2 separate regions of the Homo sapiens genome follow, and region 1 is linked to region 2. The links are chromatin loops, found by intact Hi-C in ENCODE. Cell type or tissue: heart right ventricle. All regions are shown on one strand. Links, peaks and the distances in the headings refer to the core of each region. The heading gives the core; the rest is flanking DNA.

The links. A loop is a pair of places that touch in the nucleus more often than their neighbours do. Peaks named below come from ENCODE experiments on the same cell type or tissue, not always from the same donor. Only the 100,000 strongest peaks of a DNase experiment are listed, where the experiment ranks them.
Region 1: it touches region 2 in a loop (3-fold over the local background); 5 of 110 quality-filtered maps call a loop at or near these places.

Annotation. Positions count from the first base shown.
Region 1 is chr1:192,630,470-192,641,479 of GRCh38, forward strand. It overlaps RGS13 (regulator of G protein signaling 13), which reads left to right and starts at 5,678. Exons shown (of 7, transcript NM_002927.5): 1 at 5,678-5,848; 2 at 7,121-7,191; 3 at 7,695-7,734. LOC107985241 (a long non-coding RNA gene) reads left to right here. Exons shown (of 2, transcript XR_001738348.2): 2 at 3,540-4,081. In heart right ventricle, for the core only: no CTCF peak of the experiment used is centred there; no DNase peak of the experiment used is centred there.
Region 2 is chr1:193,012,316-193,023,092 of GRCh38, forward strand. UCHL5 (ubiquitin C-terminal hydrolase L5) reads right to left here. Exons shown (of 11, transcript NM_001199261.3): 9 at 10,611-10,721; 10 at 8,782-8,880; 11 at 1-4,080. The coding sequence ends at 4,036. Among named protein-coding and RNA genes, the nearest start is that of UCHL5, 42 kb to the right of the region's middle. In heart right ventricle, for the core only: a CTCF peak has its summit at 7,337 (motif pointing left); no DNase peak of the experiment used is centred there.

The DNA of each region.
Region 1 (11,010 bases), core at 1,014-9,013, 380 kb before region 2:
ATTTACTCAACTCAAATAGAAACCATGTTAATACCACTTAAGAGAAAAGACCAGAGTCTCAACATGGAATAAATTACAGTGAATAAAATAAAGCAAGAGTAGGGGAGAATTCGTGTAACCACAGCATCTTGTCACATGTTTTTCTAGTAGAGAAAGAAGAAGAGGAGATAGATACAAAGACACAAGGGCCTAAAAACTTTAGGCTGTTACCTAAACTGAGATAAGAATGTAAGATATACACAATTATCTGATTTTCAACCAGAAGTAAGCCAGAAAGGGAATGAGGACCTTAAAGTACACAGAACGCAGGAGTTAGGCAGCCTGAGTTTTTGACTCAGCTATATCTCAGCTACTGTGTGGCTCAGGGCAACGCACAAGAGATCAATTTCTTTCTTCATTACATGAAAGCTTTGAACTAGATTATCTAAATTTCCTTTAACCTCTAAATGTCCGTGATGGAACTTCTGCTTTAAAATGGGGTTGGAGAAGCAGTCTCTGAAACAAGCTCTTCCACTTCCTACACAGACAACCAACATTTAAATATAAAAATACCTTCCTTATTAGAAAAGTTGCCTTCACAAAGCTCTTTGGCAAAGGTTATAAGGAAAGCAAACAATCGATACAAATTTCACATTTCTATTTACTTTCTGCCTACTCACTTGGAAAAGCAATAAGATGAAATAAATTCCCACTGATCTGGGGGAAAATATAACTAGAATGCCATTTTTCCTAAGTTCCTTTGTTTGGAAGTTTTTAAAAGAGTTAAAACAAGCTTCACGGTTTATTAGATATTATTTTCTGTAGTGTTTGAAAATGTTATGGGGTAAAAAAAGGGCATGTGTTTTTAATGCCCTGAACATTTTCTTTTTCAAACAAAAGTCATCCTTCTTGTGTCTCGGTCCCCGTTGTTCTTCTTCCCATTCTGCCCCTTTGCTCAGCTTCATCTATAAAAATCATTTGTGTAATCTCTATTGGCCCCACGCTGTACATTCAGGATGCCTTATGTAGTTCCAGGCCTCCAGGATTATATTTCTTATAACACCAATCACTCTTCATTTTCCTTTGGATGTTATTTTCTTTGGGCAAAATTACTTTTCCTTTGTGTAAAAATGTTTTAAGAAAATATTTTCCATATCTGCAAAAAGCATGTAGTTGATGCACTAGTTTTACAGTTCTTAAAGCAACTCCTCAAATATTCAGACTTGAGGGGGAATTAAACAACACTTTTTGTATGGAGGAAAGCATACCAAAGTAGGTTTCTGAAGCTTCTGGGATTGCAATTTTTAAAATTCTTTGCCTTTTCTACAAAACTAAACTTGTTTTATCTAATCTTATTTGCATTATCATATCTTTCAGAGGTTTTAAGATATAGTGTCATAATCCTAAAGAAAAACATTTGCCTTGTATTTTATTCTAGTTCCTTGTTTGACTAAGTCACAAGGACACCATTGTTTAAATTTGCATGCCTCATAAAAATATATATTTGTGTAAATTATACTTACAAAGCATCTCCAGATATATCTCATTAACCACTACACAAATTATAGGTTACAAAAAGGTTACAGTCAGAGAGGCAGAACTACTTCTTAGGAAAGTATGAGATATGGGAAGCTTGTACAATATAATCCTTCCCAAACTTCACCCTATAATTTTTATCTAAGTGAAAATTGGTTAAAATGAACATTAGGGTAGTTTTTAGCTTGGATAAATCCTGTTGGGAAAAAAAAACTATATCCATCTATTCTTTGAATATTTATTGAGCATCTACTACATCAGTCTGAATGCTATGTCCACATATGCATTTGAAGCATGAATGAGAAAAGTGGGAGACTCCTTTGGTAAAGCAGGGAGAAGGAATGCAGGCTAATTCTGAGCTCTGCGCTCTTTTAGTCTCTCCTATCAGCTGACTGAGGTACCTATTTCTTTTAAAATGTTCCCTGCCTCTGATTCACTACCTAGCCATCTACTGCCCTCAATCACCAGACACCACGTAAGTCCTGAGGATAGATTTGTTTCAAGAATAAGACAAAAAGTATTTCAATGGTGATCTACAGAAAAACCATTTTAATTTCTGTGATAAGAAAAAAAAAACCGGAAATGTGGCACAAGTATGTTTGTTCTGTACTTCTATAGTAGAAAATTTATATACTTTGCACATGGCAGAACAGGACAGGCTTATCTAAACAATAAGGGATAGTGAGTTGATTAGGTGATTGGAAACAGGCTTCAGCTTTGCAACTGCACATCAGTGGGCCTTGTATGTTCAAAGCATTCCGCATCTAAAGAAGCAAACGATGCTTTCCATCTGTGATAACAAGGAAATGCTAAAGTTCCAATTTCCTTGACATTTTATTGCATTTACTTTTATCTAAAATGAGTATATAACATTATCTTATATAAAAGGAAAGCATGGTAGACGAGACATATCTTGAAAATCTTCTCTCTACCAGACATCCAGAAATGCTAAAAAAAAATATGTAACAACCCCATTTAAATGCATAGGCAAGCTTGCCAAAACTAAGAGAAATCAAGAAAAAAACAGAGGGAATCCTAAATCAGAGTGATAAACTGGCATTTAAAGTTTAGCTGAGTTCAGCATTTGCTAATCTCAGTAACCTAGAGATCTGGCTTTTAAGATCTGTTGCAAGCCAGGAAACAAAATCAAAGGCTGTCCTAATATGAGCCGGGGGCTCTTGAACTGCTATACCTTCAGTGAAACAGCAGACAGAAAAAAAACAAGTCACCTACAAAAATTGATGACAGGAACATGTCTATTTCAGCATAAAACCAGGTCTGTAATTTAAATTTACCCTACCTGTGTGGTCCAGGAGACCCAAGCTAAGAAAATAACAAAGCAGTCTTGTGTTAGAGAAGTGCCTGGGCTGCCTGACAGAGCCAGTGCAAATCCTCTTCAAAGGGACGTGCCCTTAACCCCATCCTTAGAGAATTTCACAGATCAAACAATGTGAAAGTACAAAAGAGCTAATAGACTCATCTCAGTGCAAATTAAACAACTGTGGAGTGTCTCCTTTTTTTTTTCCGGGAAAAGAACACTTTCCTATGTTAATGTTACCCCAAATACACTGGTGGAAACAATAAGATTTGAATGAATTCCCCAGAATTTAGTCAGGAAGGACAAGACAATCCACCAAGTGCTCAGAAGAAAATAGAAACCAAGTAGGACCACTGGTTTTTTCAATTACATGCTGGAGATCTGAAACCTGAGAGCACTGCCGACTTTCTGGAAGGGCCAAGAGAATGGATTTAAAGCAGCTACCAAAAGGGAACTAAGAATGATTGGGAGTTAGTGACTAAACTTTATAGCATAACAGGACCATGATTATAATTAAAGACATCTTTAAAGCAAATCATCTGAATAAATGCACACAGAATTGGTAACTAACTTTAATTGCTACTGAGGTTTATTTTATGCTAACAATAGTGTTCAATGCTCAGTAATCTCTTCCTAATTTTTGTTGTCGGTATATTTTGGGTTCACACAAGTCAGAAACCAAAGTTAGATTGTTTCTAATTGGCAGCAAACCAGAGGGGACGGGAGACTGGTCAAGTCTCTGAGTCGTCCACTCCAAGATGCGGACAATGAGTGTATGAAGACAGACTGAGAATGCGCTGCAAAGAAGCTTGGAAGAAAATGAAGGCAGAGAGGACAGACCTGAAAGGCTAAGAGGGACAGATCAGCGTCCATGGAAAGCAGGAGCAGAAGCCAGTCTTCTTCCAAACACTGGCACAAACCACTGCCTACTGGATACATTTCACCAGACAATTCACCCCAGTGTCCAAGAGTTTATCTTGCTTCTAGAATATATTGAAAAGAGCCACCCTCTGAACAAATGGCAAACACTATATAGTATAAATAGGATGCACTGAAAATAGTAGGCTTATTTCTTAAGCTGTCATCACGAACATTAACCAGTAATTATATTTCTCCACTTTTTGTAGAAGACATAAATGGCAAATTCTGAATTTATAATTTCTAATACTTCATTTTTCTGCTCTTGTAAAGTTCATTTTGAACTTTCAACATAAAAATATTAAAGATTTTTAATTGTGCACATTTGAACTTGTGTTACTTTGGACTTACATTGGCTGAAATTGAAATATAGTAAAAGTGCTCTAGAGTAAGCAGATCAGTTCATCAGAAGGACAGCCTTTCAATGGAAAGGGCATTCCCAAGCTGCACCAACGAAAGCATAATCCTGTTACCTGCCCTAACCTGACAGCTCTGAATTAGTCTGATCCACCTATGTGCCGTACAAAGCATTATATTGCTATGATTTCATAAACTGAACTTGAACTACACTTTTTCAGAGAAACAAAACCATGTTTAGAAATCTGCCACAAATATCTACACATTGCTCTTGAATTCCTCCAGGAATTTCCACCTACTCGTGCTGTTACTCTTCACTCTATGATTTATTTGTTTTTCAGTCCCTGTCGATACTTAAGTTTTACTCTGTAGGGAGATTCTCATGTTTGACTCCATTAAACAAGCTTTGAAACTGACACTCGCACAGGGTGTTACTTCCAGAATCTTCCTGCCAGCTCCTTGCATCCACACCATGAGAAAGAGCAAACATTCCAAATCCCAAAAAAATGAATTATTTGGGGTGAGGAAAAGTCTTGACTATGACACTGAAGATTTCCTGAAGAGATCCAGCATCCAAAATGTCCTGAGTGGGGAGGAAATCGCACACCTAGCACCCAGAGAAAATGAGTGCTATCCACAAACAACCCAGATCCTCCCAAGCTGAGGCTAACCTGCCCTTCACTTCCTACATTATTGCTACATCTACGCAGCTTCTGACTTTCCAAAGTTTCCTTTCCTTTTCTAGTCCCAAACTTATCTCTCAGGTTTGAGAAATTCAATTTTCTTGGGTTTGAATCTCAAAATTATAAAAGACAAGTAAGGTTAATCTTCTATCTCATTGGGCCCCTAAATATTTTAAGAAACACTCCATCAACCACATTTTGATCTTCTTTACTGCTGTTTTATTCTAGCATTTCTTTACTCCTACCTCTCTGTTTCTCTCTCTCTCTCTCCCCCCAAACCCCCCAACTCCCCCACCCCTCCCCACACACACACACAATTGGAGTAAATCCAGGACAAGGGCATTCACAATCTTACCATATTCTGTATTCATTAGACCTTATCTTAAGCACTGTGTTCAATTCAGATTTTGAAGGCATGTTAACAAACTGTAGAACAACGGAGTCCAGAACTGCTGTAGAGGACCAGTTGAAGGAACTAGAGAGGTATAACTAGAAAAGATACTTTTTTAGATCCTTCAGTTGTTAAAAGTCCCTAGTAATCTATTACAAACAGATTGATTTTAATAGTTCTCAACCATTTGCTAACATGTGTTTGCAGTGATGTCCTATGTGTTTGTACTCAGTTCTCTGTCTTTTTTAAAAGGGAATTTTACTTTAGACTATACATTTTCTAAAACTAGAAAAATTATTTTGGAGAAAAAGATTTGAGTATTACTTTGAAGATTTCATGAAGCTGCTGCTTCCAATCATCTGATCACTTCAGATGGTCTGATAATGTTAGATAAAACCTCTTTATCAGTAATGCACTGGAGTCCTACAGCACTACTTTCCATATTCAACAAAACCTCTCTTTGCATAGATACGTGTGTGTAAAAACAGAACATTCATACTGAGGCCAGAGTGCCATCGAAGGTAATTATAGAGACAGTAAAATCCTTTTACTCTGGGAAAAATAAAATGCTGGGTGTCTCACAAAATTTCAGAACCTGATTTCAAACGGATCATAACAAAGAGGAGATCAAATTTAGCATGGTGGACTGCTCGACAGGATATATTTGTAAGTATGAGATTCTATAAAATAGTTGATAAATACAAGACTATTGGCTTGCTATAAATCACTAGCAGATGCTGATTTCAATGGTAGAACTTCTGGGAGTGTTAACAGAGGTTTTTCTAAGAAAAAAAGACAAACTAACAAACACATATTCTTTTGCCTGGCTTTCTATATTTAAAACAAAACTTAGAGTCACTCCTTATATAAATAAATCTTCTAAGTTGGGCAACAGAGGAAATGCTACAGTTTTAAAGTATATTATTTCATTTTATGTTTTTGTGTATATTTTCATTTTAAATGTTTTTCATTTTATATGTTTAGATAAAAACATATTATAAAATCAGACATAGCTGAATTATTTGTTTCAAAAATCATGCATTACCAAATTATTAGTTCCATCCTTTGTTAACTGTACTGAAGCCAGGTGTGGATTATTATAAGGTTTATCTGAAACATTGTTAATCTTGATTTTGTAGAATTTTTTTATTCTTTTATGTTATGCTTAAGCACAACTATGCACAAATTTCTTGAATTTTTTAAAGGACAAGAAATTTGTGTGCTGTGGTCAACAAAAGCTCACTAAAATATAAATTGCTCCAAATTTTACTAAATTTTATGTAACATGCTATATCATAAAATAAAGAAACATATTTAAATGCAGATATATGTAAACAGACAGAATTGCTTTAAGAAAATTTATTTATTTTCATAATACTTTAAGATTTCATTTAAATAATGGAGGAAACAAATCTAATTCTGGCATACTACTAATACAACTCAATCCATTACCAATGCATTTATAATCACTCTGAGAATTAGATTCTATCGGTGAAATGTATTTCTTTCAAATAATTATCAGGAGAAAACAGTGGAGGCAAAATCATCGTGGAGACCTAAACTTGTTCTAAACACTCTATGTTTCGATTGTAAAAGTACACACTAGTTTTACCAAGAGGGTATTGAAAAACAAAAAAGGAAAGCAAATTAATACACAATATTAAGATAAATATAGATTATTTAAATAAAAAGTAATGGAAAATTACAAATTAAAACAGTAAAGAAATTTTTATAATAAGCCATGATATTAACACAATTTTAGATAAAGAGTTAATAAATAAAAATGGGAATAACCATAATCCAGCATTTCCGAGGTGGAAAAAGTATTTACTTAAAACTTAAGAGCATTTACAGTAATCTTTGCCAAATATGCATTCTCCAGGAAGCACACAATAATCTTTTTGTTTTTGTTTGGTTTTGTTATTATTTTATTTTTAGGTCAATGGAATGTTTCCACATATTATACCACCAACATGAGAAAAAAATGATCATTGTTTATTTGAAGCTTGGTGAGTTTATCCACAATTTAAATCAGTTCTACGTCATGCCAATTTAGATCACTGTTTCACTGGGAATTCTCTTTTTGCCAAAGTAGATTTGTAGTTCTATAAAATATTTAAAGTTATTTTTTATTTTTATCCATATTGACTACTTGAACTCTAATTTTAAGGGTACAACTAAAGATGCCCTTGGTTGGATTTAACTAACAAAATAAATTTATCAATAGGATGTTTTAATCAAATCCTTATCCTAAAGAACTTTACTTTTGTAAAAAATTAGAACATTCCCTTTATGGAATTACCAAGGATATTTCTTAGAAGTTCTCAATTGTAAATGTGAGAGGATTTCATTCTGCCACTCTATATTGGTGCTATTAAACTGTCGATTGAGATGTATTATTTAATGATAAATATTGTTGAATGTAGGATTGTAGATACTTCTTTTTAAACCAATGGTTATTTTGCAAATTCTTTGTCCTCAGACTGTGAATTATATTTTCTTATTTTATCAGATGATATTCTAACGCTGCCTTTTCTCTTCTCATTTTAGAGGTATGAGAATTTTAATTTCTACTTCTGAGCATCTGCCTTCCATCTTCCAAAATTACTTTGGAATATTTTGTCATTATTTTTCCCCTTGGTTAATCTCCTTTTTCCTTCAGTTTAAGCCGTACATGTTCCTTTACTATAATATTATTAGTGTTTGGGTTGGAAGAGATAATAAACTCAGGTGGTCAATCTGACCTTTTGTACCTGAAGCTGGGTTAAGTATTTTTTAATTTATCTCTTTGTTTCAATGTAGAGAGTGTTATAAGGATGGGGGTGGGGGGTTCTGTGATATTCCAACAAAATAGTGGTACATGGTACGTGTGAATCCAGTAGTAATCAATAGAGAGAAACACAAACATGTGGATGGACTTTCAGTCCCAGAAATCTTAGAATACAGGCGGGAAGGCACCAGGCTCCAGGCACAGGAGCAGAACTCTAGTCACTGGAACAGCGTCCAGTCTCCAGTTCCATTTCCTAAAGGACAGGAATACCAGAGAACTTCTTATAGTCTATTTATTCTATGCATAACAACTCTTAGGGTCTATTTATTCTATGCATAACACATGTCATACACAATTCTGTCACTAAATATTTTCTGCAATTTAATCATTGATGCTTTTATGACATTATATTCTATTTGTATTCCATAATTTAATAAATCTGTAAATGTTTGACTTAGAATGCTAACCAACATATAAACAACTACTTATATGTAATCATCAAATAACATTCGAATGTAACAATTTAGGAAACTTAAAGTCTAGTAGGAGTAGATAAATCAGAAATATAAATAACATTATATCTATATATATTGCTTCTTTTTCAATGTCACCTAACTAATAAGTTGCTTGGACCAAAGAACCCTCACTGAATCAGTCATGTAGCTGAGCACAGGGCTACTATTAGTGTACACAGAGTCTTTGCTGGAATTATTAAAAAGTAGCCTTTTCACCACATGGATGAAGCCCCACTTGGCTTCACACCTGGCAAGGGGAGTGTGGTTGGATCTCAGCCTTGTCTCTCCTTTTGGACCAGGCATCTCCATAGAGAGAACAACCTGAATAATTGCATTTAAAGGGAAGCTGTGGCTGGGCTGTCCTCTTGTCCCTTTTTTCTGTAACACTCAACCATGCCTGAGCTCTTCTGGCAGCCCCAACCATCTGGGTGATACACACACCCAGATGTCTGTAAATCTCTGTTGTAGACCCAACTAATTCTAAAGCTGGGACTCAGTGATTAATATAATGTGTGAACAATCGAAATATAGAAACATGGGAACAACAAAAATGAAGAGAAGGAGGATTTGCAGATTATATGTTGACATGTTGAAGAATGAATAAAGTTAATGGGGAAAACTTGTGAGATCTGAGATGAAATTTAAAAAGAGGAAGAAATGCGGTCTAACAGAATATATGTTTCCTGGTACATACAAAAGAACTTAGGAACTATTTCATTTTTCTAATCTTTACAGTTCCATTTTAGAGAAAAGGAAAAGGAAATGAGAATCTGAGGTTTAATTAATATGCGCAAGGTCACACAGCTAATAAGAGCCTGACCTCGAGCATATGTCTGTCTGGCTTCAGGCCCCAGAACTATTTGAATATACTCTGTCAACTTGCAGGAGCTGTGGGAAGCCCCTAAATTCTAGTGCATCCAGAAATTACTTTACCTTCACTATACTTCAGACCTTAGTGAGTGTTGCATACTAAGACCATTCTGCTTTTGCCAATTTCATTAAATTTATAAAAGAAAATATGATAACCCATTAATAGACACACATTTGAGTTACAGAAATCACCACAATAAAAGGTCTGAAAATGTGTACACATAGCTCCAATAGATCAAGTGAGAAGACAGTGGGACAGAAAAACTATTGCTAAAAATAGAGGGTAGGGGAGAAGTCAAGTCTCAGTACAAGATAGGGAAGACTAATAATATTCACAGAGAAGACATGTGAAGGAAGTAAATTTTTTCCTATCCTCCTACTTAGAAGATAAGCTGCGAGTCATTGTGTAACTACATTTTATAGGTGATCACAGAGATGAGGAATCTTGAAACTCGAACTAAGTAGCTTGAAATTTGAACTAATGCAGTTCAAGGTCCAATTACACACAGGACCAGCTATTGACAGTCAATGTAACAGTTTTTTAGTCTCAATTAATTTCAGTGTTCATTTTCAGTCAGATTTTTCTTTCTAGAAAAAGGTTTTTATTTTCATCACACTGCTGTTTAAAGACCTCAGTGGATTACTTCTACTAACAAAATAAAGTCTAACATCTTCAGTCTGGTATTTAAGGTCATCTAGAACCTAACTATGCACACAAACATATCCCTTTAATAAACTCTCCCTTTTGCTTAAGTATTGTGAATCTCTATTTGCAATCGGAAGAGTCCTAATAAGTGAATTAATCTATTCCCCTTCCATTTTCTTCCTTCCTATAGATATAAATAACTTTATTGCTTCTTGGTCCTCCTCACTTATAGTAGAGACTTACATAGAAAATGAAGTTGATCAGACCACATTTCTCATATGTTCTTATCTCCAAACCTGCAAATGAACTTGAATCTATACCTATATTTTCACTAGTTACAAGAGAATAGTAACTATTTCCTGTATTTTCACTTCTCCAATGTCTTAACTCCTACATTCTGAATTCTAGCCCCTCCTTCTTCTTCAGGAACCTGAAATTCTATTGGTTTTCCTTCTTTCTTCTGTGTTTTCAAACTCTGTCTATGTACCTTTTGCCAACTTTAGAGTATGTCACTCACATTGTAACTTGACTTTATTGTAACGATGCCTCCTAGAGAGACATGCAGGCCAGAATCATCAAATGACAAGAATCTGTCTCTCTGTCATTATTACGTCTTTCTATCAACAGCTTTCAAGGAAGAAAGAGAAAAAGAGAGAGAAAGAGAGAAAGAAGGAAAGATGGAAGGAAGGAAAGAAAGAAAGAGGAAAGAAAGAGAGAGAAAGAAAGAAAAGAAAGAAAAAAAAGAAAAAAGGAAAGAAAGAAAGAAAGAGAGAAAGAAAGAAAGAAAGAAAGAAAAGAAAGAAAAGAAAGAAAGAAAGAAAGAAAGAAAGAAAGAAAGAAAGAAAGAAAGAAAGAAAAGAAAGAAAGGAGGGAGGGAGGAAGGAAGGAGAGAAAGAAAGAGAGAGAGAGGGGAAAAGGGAGGGAGGAAGGGAAAGAGGAAAGCAGGGAGGAAGGAGGAGAGGGAAGGAGGGCAAACAGAAATTACAAGCAGGCTTTCATTTGTCCTGGGCCTCATTTTCTCTTGCTT
Region 2 (10,777 bases), core at 2,778-10,777:
GCATATTACATAAAATATATGGATAAGCTAAAAAGTAAATAGAGCAGTAGTCCTAGGCATTTCCATATATCTTTTATTCAACCCATTTTCATATTGACACTCCAACATTAATAAACCATTTAACCATCAAACATGATTGCAAATTAATATTCTTAATTATTGCACATTGGTTCTGCCTATATGCCTATATGCAATCCACTTGTACAGTGTTAGTTCAGTACTAGAGAAGTTCTGCCTATATGCCTATATGCAATCCACTTGTACAGTGCTAGTTCAGTACTAGAGAAAAAATTATCTTCATTTAGGTCTCTACTTAAAGTACATCTCATTAATGGGATCTTCCATGACCATTCTATCAAACCTCAGCTCCTCCCACCCCTTTTCCCTATTTTTTTTACCATTCATACTACTATTTGAAAAGTTGTATTACATACTTATTATCTGTCTCACCATGAGAGCAGGGGCTTTTTCCTGTTATACTATCCTCTAGCATCTAGAACAACTCAGATGTACCTCATAAGATTGGCTGAATAAATCACTGAATAGTTTTCAAAAAGTTAATGTAATCAAGTCAAAAATAAAAAGTGCCCAGTATGCTAGAAGTGGTGAATCTTTACCATGTCAGTCATTGGATTTAGGCCAGTTAACAATATACTAAAGAACAAACTAAATAACATGCATGTTTGACTGATCTAGGAATTCATACTACTCTAAAAAACGCAGTATCATTCTAAAAATATAACTATCCAGTTTGTCTGTTTTAGGCATTTAGGCATAGAAGGTTTAACTTTTCTGCATTCCAGTGCACAGTCATTAAGTGTTACAGCAGGTTCCTCATTCCTTGAACACAACTACTGCAACATGTTCTAACATTAATAGTTCCAACAGTGAACTCCCTGACTGTTGCAAAAGTGAGCAGTTCCCTAGGTACACCAATACTGTATGTTTGGATGGGAGTAATCTCTGGAGACTTAAGCTTGAAACCGCTCCTCCAAACCTTCCAATGATTTTGTAAGAAACTATGTAGTTTCAAAACTCCCAATATAAATCTGCATTCCTCTTCAAATAGCTAGAGTGGTTTGTTTCCTGAAAATTTGTATATGATCAAGTTTAAAAATAATATAAACTTCATAGAACTATTTCAGACTATGGGGAGGGCAAGCAAGACTAACACACAAAAACATATGTGTACACATGAGGAAAAAGGATCACTAAATACATAAAATGTTAATGTGCTCATCCCTGTAAATAGAAATATGGTAATTTAAATTTTATTTTTACTTATCTGTTTTCTCTAAATGGTTTTTGAGGAGAATACATTAAAAGCCCTTTTTTTCCCTCAAATAAACAAAATCCTCCTACAGGATAAAAATATCTAAATGCATCTTGAAATGTTAACGTTACAGGCAACTAGGAGGATTAATTGAAAGTATTAATCTGCATGTAACACCATAATATACACACAAATATGTACCATGGTCCTAACTGGGGGAGCAAGTCCCCGTGGTTGTGATTCCCGAGCAAATATTTGTCTGTTTTAGTGGCACAGTCGAGCTGACTGCTGTTCGGAAAAGGGCAAGCTATCTTGGGAACTAAACATATAAGGTGAGAGTAGCCAGTGCCGCAGCTGTTGGCAAGGTTTTTGTTGATAATAACAGAAGTACATCCCTTAGAATTGGCTATTTTGAAGGCTTAAAATAGAATGGAAGCGACTTCACCTACCCAATAATTAAATAAAATTTTAGAAAAGACTAAATATGAAATGAGCAAGATTTTCTATAAAATATCATTTAAAAAAAACTTTCCAAATAGCATTTATCTATTTATGGGTTGCTCTTTATTCTTCCATTTTCTCTACCCTCTAGCTTCATGACTTAATTTCAAACCAGCAACATATAGCACCCAGACAAGTCACACTTCTTTATTCACAGACAGAAGTAATCATGAAGTATCACAAGGGATTTGCAATCACCAAAGAAGATGCAGATAAAATAAACCACTCTTAAGCTATGGAAATTCCTATTAAGGAATTTTATTAGATTAATAAGAAAAATCCTTATACCTATTAATATAGTCATTTTACAAGGATATTTTTCAAATGTCATTTGATATTACTTTTGTTAACACTTTCAATGACAATTCTGATGAGCTCTAATTTTGGATCTTTTATGGTTACTGCTTTCTGTGACCTAAGAAACCTTTGGCTAACCCCCCAAGTCACAAAAATATCATCTGTTTTCAGTTAAAAAGCTTCATACTTTTAAAATATTACATTTAGGTCTATGATTCATCTCAAAGTCATTTTTGTGAGGTAGGGGGTCATTGTTCACTTTTTTCTATATGGATATTCAGCTATTCTATTCTGGCTCCATTTGTTGAAAAGACTTTCCTTCTCTGTTGAATTGTTTTGCCACCTTTGTCGAAATCAAGTGATCATATAAACGTTGATCTGTTTTCAGGCTCTCTCTTCTGTTCCATTGCTTTATTTGTCAATCCTAGTGCCAGTATCACACTGTATTGATTACTAAATACAACTTACCACAATAATCCTCACATTGCTTAACAAAATTTAAGCCTCAATAGGAAAGAATATATAAATTAAGCTGAAATAAACGAATGAGATCAAGATGAGCCTTCCTTAAAAATCTATTTTTAAAAATTATATCATGGCTTTGAAAACACTCCATAATTATTACTGTATCAACAGCAAAACATATTTACCCACAAATAACTGAGAGACTACATATTTTCCATTACCTCCAACTGAAATTATGTATGAAAAATATTTCATTCGTTTTTCTATCAATTTCCTATCAGGTTTTTCTCCATTAGTTCTAAGTCATTTAATACCACAATTACTAAGCTTAAAAACAATCCTTAAAAATGTGCTGAAGCTGGAAGATGGGTACACATTCTCCCTAATAAAATAAATTATGCTAAATTGATTTTACAATAAATAATAAAATGTTAAAGTCATGTATCAACCTCAGAAATATTCTTGATAAAGAAAAAAGTAGGTTACTTCCTTTAAAAAAGAAAGCTTTATAAAGTCTTCTTTAAAGTCTGACTTGCAAAGGAAGATTAGAAGCAGAAGATTATTACAAAGCAACTCCCAAATCAATTTTTAAAAATCAATTGTGAGCAAATTACATATGGCTCTTGAAAACTGCAGGCTGTACGAAATTTATTCAAATTGGCATAGAAAGACCCCCATCACCACTACCATCTTTTTAAAAAAGCAGATAACATGAACTGTCAGACCTCCAGTTTTTTTATACACAGCTTACAAGCTTGAAACAATATTCCATTGAGAGTAACACCAACATTCTTTAAGATTTACAATTTCTTCTTAACCTGAAATTTTGCTTTGAAGCATAATACTCAGACCTTCCTGAAACAATTCTCTAATACATAAACAAATAACCCCAAACACTTGAAGAAAATTTACTAAAATAAAATTGAGATGTTTATTACTTTTCTACTGACAGCAGTGAAAATCACTGGAAATTATACTTTTGTCCTTTTTAAATGATTTACATTAAAATCATACTTTCTCAAATAACTGGTATAGCAGATAAAATTCAGTTTTAAAATCCTCAAAACACTTAGATATCAAAGATAGAAATACTGATTTTTTTTCCGTTAATGATGAGAAGAAATAAGACAACCAGTTTAATCAAGATCTGACAATTGCAAATTTTAAGTATTTAAATTACAGATAAGGAATATCGTTTGTGCATTTTCTAGCTTCATATGGTAGTTAGACAACCAGAAAACTAACAGTTGTCAGACTCAATGTCAAATAATGGAATTTGGGAAAGCATTCTTAATATCACTTTCATTTAATATGCACTACATGCACATGATGCAGGTAGGGAAGAAGTTTATGAATCCATGCATTAAAGACAAGACAGGCTGGCACTATTGCCAAACGTGCACTGAGCCAATTAGGATGTTGCTCTAAGTTCTTTATACATAATGGTTTCCATGAAAATATGTGCAGAAGCAGAAATGTGTACATATCTGAAAACATCTTCATTTGGTTTCCTGAGCTTTCTTTGCGTTCTGTTTTTCTTTTGCCTAAAAATTAAAAATAGTATGTTACAAAATTTTAAAAGTCAGTTTTAGACTATATTAGAATAAAATGTGCCTAAGAGGGTATTCTCAAGCTGAAAGGCTTGAAATACATTGTTTATAAGACTTCTAAAGCATTATGTTTTATAACTTGAGACTTATAACAAACTTTTCCTGGACAATTACATAGTTATTCTTTGCCCTAAGAAAGGATCATGTTTGGTTTGCAGTTCTTTCCTATCTGAAGGTGAAATGAATTATTATAATTGTAATAATTTAAAAATTCCATAAAGTCAAACTCATTCATGAGTATTCCAAAACAATATATATACACATATTTGCCCATTTCCTATTCACATGAGCATAAGAAAAATCTTACATTAGTTTCTGCAAATGTGAATAAATGAGTTTAACATAACAGTTTAAGTGACTTTAACATAATGTCACTAAAGGATTATGTATCCTTGGTGTCAACAAACTTTATTTATATGACCTAAAAAAAAATGTTTTTACATACTAGTTCAATAGATCTTCATTACAATTATATAGCTTGAACACAGTACTTGTTTTATTCTTTAGCAAATGAAAAAGCCAGAGCTTATAGATGTTATCAAGCTTGACCAAAGTCCCACAGCTAGTATACAGTAAGTCCTCAATACAGATCAAAGACATATGCTTTATAGCATTGCTTCTCAATGTATATACCAATGACTTAGAGACCCTGTTAAAATGCAGACTGATTTAGTAAAATGCCTGAGGTTCTGTATTTCTAACAAACTCTCAGATGATGCCAGTTCTGCTGGTGTTCAGAAGACATTTCTAAAAGCAAGATTTTAGAGTACTACAATGCAATATTTTTCCACTGTGCCACTTCAGAAGAGTCAATGAATTAGACTTCTACATTATACAACTTTTTTTAAAACGTCCTTAAATAAAAAATACAGCAATTAAAACAATTACAATCTCTTTTTGTAATGTATTAGGTAGTATAATTATTATTTAACAGTATGATAAAACAGTGCTGTGCCTTAGAATGAATAAGAGCAAATAGTCTGTGTGTCATATTAAAAATAATAAAGTTAATTGCCAACATCAACGTTTTTAGTTAACAAGCATAATTTGTAATTTGATATGTGTATCGCATCTCATACAAAGTTTTCTGTCCTCAAATAATAAATATAATTTGGTTTTAGGCATAATTTAAAATAAAAGTATGTGCTTCTTTCCTTATTGATCTGAGTATACTTAATAGAATATTGAGAAGGATTAACAAGAAATAAATTTACTGGTTTCTGATATAAACTTTACAACATAATTAAATGAGCAAACACATATAAGGCAGAGTGTCTATACATTTATTAAAATTAAAAATAATTATCACAATTAATTGAGCACTAATTTATACACTTTACAGATATGATCTCATTTAATCATCAAGAATGTGAAGTAGGTATGATTCCCAGTTTACAGATGAGAAAGAGGTTATAAGAAAGTAAATAGTGCCTAAAAGCTCCAGCTAATAAGTAACATATATATAAGATTTAAATTCAAAGCCTGTATTTTGGTCTGTTTTTGTTAAAAAATAAAAATAAAATCATATAAATAACATGGAAAAATATATACTGTTAAAAATACTTTCCTTCTATACAGTGTACCAATGATATTAAAAAGTACTGACTCAAATCAGATAATTCTGCATTAATAGATACTAATGTAGATATTGTTGTGATTAGCCTTAACTATTCTTCTACCTTATTTCTATTAAGAAATAGAAAAAGATCTGAAGCTTACTTATTACCAATTGAATCACAAAGTCATAGTAAAATGTGGACAAAATTCAATATTGTGAAGTTGTTTGGATTTCCCCATAGCAATGGAATTTATGATTTTACATCACGTTAAGTTATTGGTAGTTAAAAATTTAAGATAGACAATGATTCATAATTACATACAAATGTGTAGACAAAAATTTGTTAATCATAAATATACCTGAATAAATAGAAGTCTCACAAATGTAATCTTAAACTAGATAATTTTATTTTATATTTTAAGAAAGAGATTTGGTACATAATACAAGAAGTTTTATAACTATATATTTTTGGATTACCTCCTAGGCAGTTTTTAAATGTGGTGTGTATTCAACGAATTCATCGGTTAAAAAGTCTCACATAACAAAAACATTTATAGGTTCTAACCAAGTTCATTATAGCCATGCCGAGGGAGAATCACTTTTTATTTATTATTTTGCAAATAAAAAGATTTTAGGTCAAATACTTTTATGTCATCACAGATTATAGGCAACTGCCTCAGCTATTCAAAAATCTCATCCTGTAGAATCTCAGCATATAGTAGCACTGCATGGTGCAGCCATATCTTTCCTGTTTGTTTCCTTCTATTCCTTCTCACACCTTGTTCTTTTATCCTATTTTCCCTGAAAACAAAACACAGTAAGATCCACTATTCCAACTTATCTATTTCTGAATTCTATAGGTAATTTTTCTTAGAAGTATTACCATTAAGTAATTAACTATCACTGGTAAAGATTTTATATAATTATAAAATCTAATCTTTATTCTAACAGTTTTTCAACACGCTTTATTTTTTAAATTTGCATTTATCTGCAGAAAATGATATTTTAATATGGTATCTTTTTTTTCCAAAATAAGATGAACAAAAATATATTCTTGCAAAGGAAACGGATATAGTGCTACAGATTAAGCACTTAATTCCCACCACATATTTAAAACTTTATGGATGTGAAATTTTAAGTGGCTATAAAGCTATTTAGGAGCTACCCTGTGCTTGCTGGGGATCTTTAGCCTGACTTTATCCTGGCATTTATCAAAATAATACTATTTAGCACAATACCATAATTGTTCATTTATTCCTTTCCCAAATTGTACCATGAGTTGCTTAAGAGAAAATAATATGTCTCAGTTATGTATACATCCCTAGACCTTAACAGAGTGCCTGGAATATCCTCGCAGCTAGATAAATGTTTGATGAATAATTTAAAACATTTCAACAATTCCAATTAAATGAGTCTAAGCTCCTTCAGAACCTAGGAGAATAATAGTTATTGCATGTATATAAGAAATAAATCTATCTCAATATTGCTTCTGGAATATTAATAAAAGAACAGCTTAGAGAAATAAGCAACTAGAAGGTCAATAACTACTTTCCTTAAGAAAATGAAGGCAAACACAACAGAGTTGGTGTTCCACTAACATCAGGTATTTATATGCTGCCACCTTGTGTCCAAAAAATGTGAACTAAGGAATAATTATTCTAATGTTAAGCTGACAAGCTGTTGTTCTCTAACTATGCTCTCAAAAAAATCTGGGGATATAGTGTAATTAAAAATCAAACAACAGTGGTTCTTTTACTTACTAATTTGCACACACAAAAAATTCTGTTCACAGATCAATTTTAATGCAAAATTTATACATTTAATATTTATCTAAGGGTCCTAGTCCCTAGTAACATTTATCTAACTTAAAATCTGATGTATCACATATTTAGCACATTTTATAGTTATTTTAATATTTTTAACAGAAAAACATTTGATATGATTAATAACATCATATCTAGGTATTCTTGTTAACCAAGCAATTTTGAGAACCACAGGACCCTGTATTAATCTAAAACTTTAAAAACAGTTTCCCATCTTAGAATACACCCTGAGATGCATGAACAGAAAAACCTATAATGGAAAAGAGAAGATTTAGCAGTCTTCTGCAATAATTTTTACATTTAATGCTAAAAGTTGGGTCACATGTTTCAATCAATAAGGTAATATACACAAAAAACTTATTAGCTCACATCTCATATTATTTAGAATGTATAACATGAAACAGCTTGGTTGAAATCAATCTTTGCTTTGTAAACTTTAAAATTAATAAGGAAAATATACCTACCATGTATTCTCGTCTTTAAGTTAATGGTCCAAAATTTTATTTGCCTAGTAGTGTCTTCTCAAAGTGTTTCTCAAACTGTGGTACACAGACCAGTTGCATTAGAATCACTTGGGGAACTTATTAAAGAATCCTTCCCCTATATCAGAATATCTGGGGAGGGGCCAGGTAACATGTATTTTAAAGAGTATCCACTGATGTTCACTTTCAGAAACACTGATTTACAGTATGAACTTAAAAACAATTTAACTGCATTTTACTTATTCAACAAATATTTTATTGTTACTTATGAAAAAAATCATAGAAATCAGAATTCTTCACTAACTTATGCTAGTTTTCCCTCAGTGGAATGGATACTAAATTAGAAATAAGAAAACCTATTTCGTAGTACAGGCTATTTTTTTTTTAAACCCAACAATGTCCATTCTACTTTTAAATTCTGTTATATCAACTCAAATTTTTGCTAAATAGGAAAATATTATTTCAATTATCAGCATTAAAAATCTACTTTTGCTTAAAGGAAGTGTTTTAAATTTTATTTTAATACAGCATAACCTGAGGTCTTGACACTAAGAATCTGGAAGCCTAAAGCAGTGGGGTAATTCTTTATTTTTGTTTTACAGTCTCAATTGAACTAATTCTTACAGAGTAGAAAACAAGAGGCAAAAGCAAAAGAATAAAAACGTACAAGCTTCCAAAAATTTTACCTCTATTCAAGCAAAAAATAAAAAATACATTTTATGTTTTTGGAGACTCTAAACTTAATTTAAGTATCTACCAATAAAATACTTACCTTTTCTACTAGTGGTATTAACTGCTGGTGTTCTGCTAAAGTCTTTAACAATTCCATAATGAAAGGCAGATAATTATGCTTCCTTCTGATATTCTCAATCTGAAAATAAAACATCAATCCACACTAACTACATTTCTGCTAATTTTGATATTTTATTCTTTGCATCCAACTCAAAATAGAAATGGTATATCCATTCTCATAAGAAAATGATTTTAGAAATAATGAGATTCCATTCCCACTGAGAATAAAAATTAACACAATAAAACATGTGGAGGGAGTTTCTTGGGCAAGGGCCTCCTGCCCCTGACTTAGCAAATAATAGAGGCCTTTAAAAGTCCAATCTAACATTACTTATGAAAATGTCATTTATAAAAACAACTAAACATCTACAAGCTAAATTAACATTTGCTACTTCACCTGTGCAAATAATCAGGCAAAGTCTAATGAGACCAGCTTTATTTTGTGATCAAGCACAATCTTTCCTTCAGATTATTTTTTATCGAAAGGGGGTACACTGCAGGAAAAAATTTCTACTTCAGTGGAAAACTATGCACTGTCTAGATAACATCCTCTCAAGTTATGTGATTCTAGGCTTTTACTGCCACTGACCTATTATATATTCTGCCTGGTAGAAGTATAATTGATTGCCCTTCCATAGAAAGTTTCCATCTCTTATAAATTCATTTAAACTTCATATAAATTTGAGCTTCTCTGACTTCTCCTTTAACTAGAGTTCCTTCAGTTAATTAATTAAATTAAAGCTTAACATGTTTGTTTTATAGCAGTATGACAATCATTTTATCTTTTTTTAAACAAAGCATTCCCAAACAATAAAGCAGGACACCTTATGGAAGTTATGGAAACTTTGTGTTGTATTTTGGGCAGATATTAAAAGTTAGTTAATTACATAATAAACACATAAGTATATATAAAGATGGGTAATTTACTTTTTTTAATATCATGTGAAATGGAAAATAATTGGGAAAGCTATTATTTTTTCCTTCCCTATCTCCATGAACTTGTCCCTCCCTTTTTCCCGCCTGGAATACTCTAGAGCCTGCCTGCCTGCCCCTACCACTTTCACCTGAAGAAATCCTACTAGTTTAAGGCCCATTCATTTCACTTAACAATCACCTGTTGTCTGTTAAGTATGATGCAAAGTATCTGTTGTCTGTTAAGTATGATGCAAAACACTTTACTGACACTGTGGGGAGCAACAAAAAGGACAGTTCTTGCCTTACACTGAGGTTCAAATGAAAAATAATCCTTTACTACCATAACACATGACAAATGACATATACATTCCACATCCAAGCACTTTGGGAGGCTGAGACGGGCAGATCACTTGAGGTCAGGAGTTCAAGATCAGCATGGCCAACATGGCAAAACCCTGTCTCTACTAAAAACACAAAAAATTAGCCTAGCCAGGCATGGTGGTGCACACCTGTAATCCCAGCTACTTGAGAGGCTGAGGCAGGAGAATTGCTTGAACCTGGAAGGTGGAGGTTGCAGTGAGCCAAGATTGCACCACTGCACTCCAGCCTTGGCGACAGAGCGAGACTCTGTCCAAAAAAAAAAAAAAAAAAGGAATAATAACTACAGTGAACTGAAACACCAAATAGGTTAAAATTCTATTCCTAATAATATTTTACAAAAATAAAAATGAAAGACATCTCACTACTTATCTTTGTAGTGATAAGAGAATCAACAAATTATTTGAAATCTGGTAAATGATAGGAGGGAAAGCCATCAGATATTCAATGTACCTTCATCTTGAAATATACTGCTCTATATTAAAACATTAAAGGAACACATTTTTAAAAACATACCTTGTATCTTTTTAATTTCTGTACTTCTTCTTCAATAAGCATCTGATTTTTGGCAACTTCTGACTGAATAGCACTTAACATACTATTACCTTGATCTGTATCCATGGGTTCCTCCTTGGGGGAAGGAAAAGAAATAGCACACCCTAATAATTGAGGCTTACATTCAG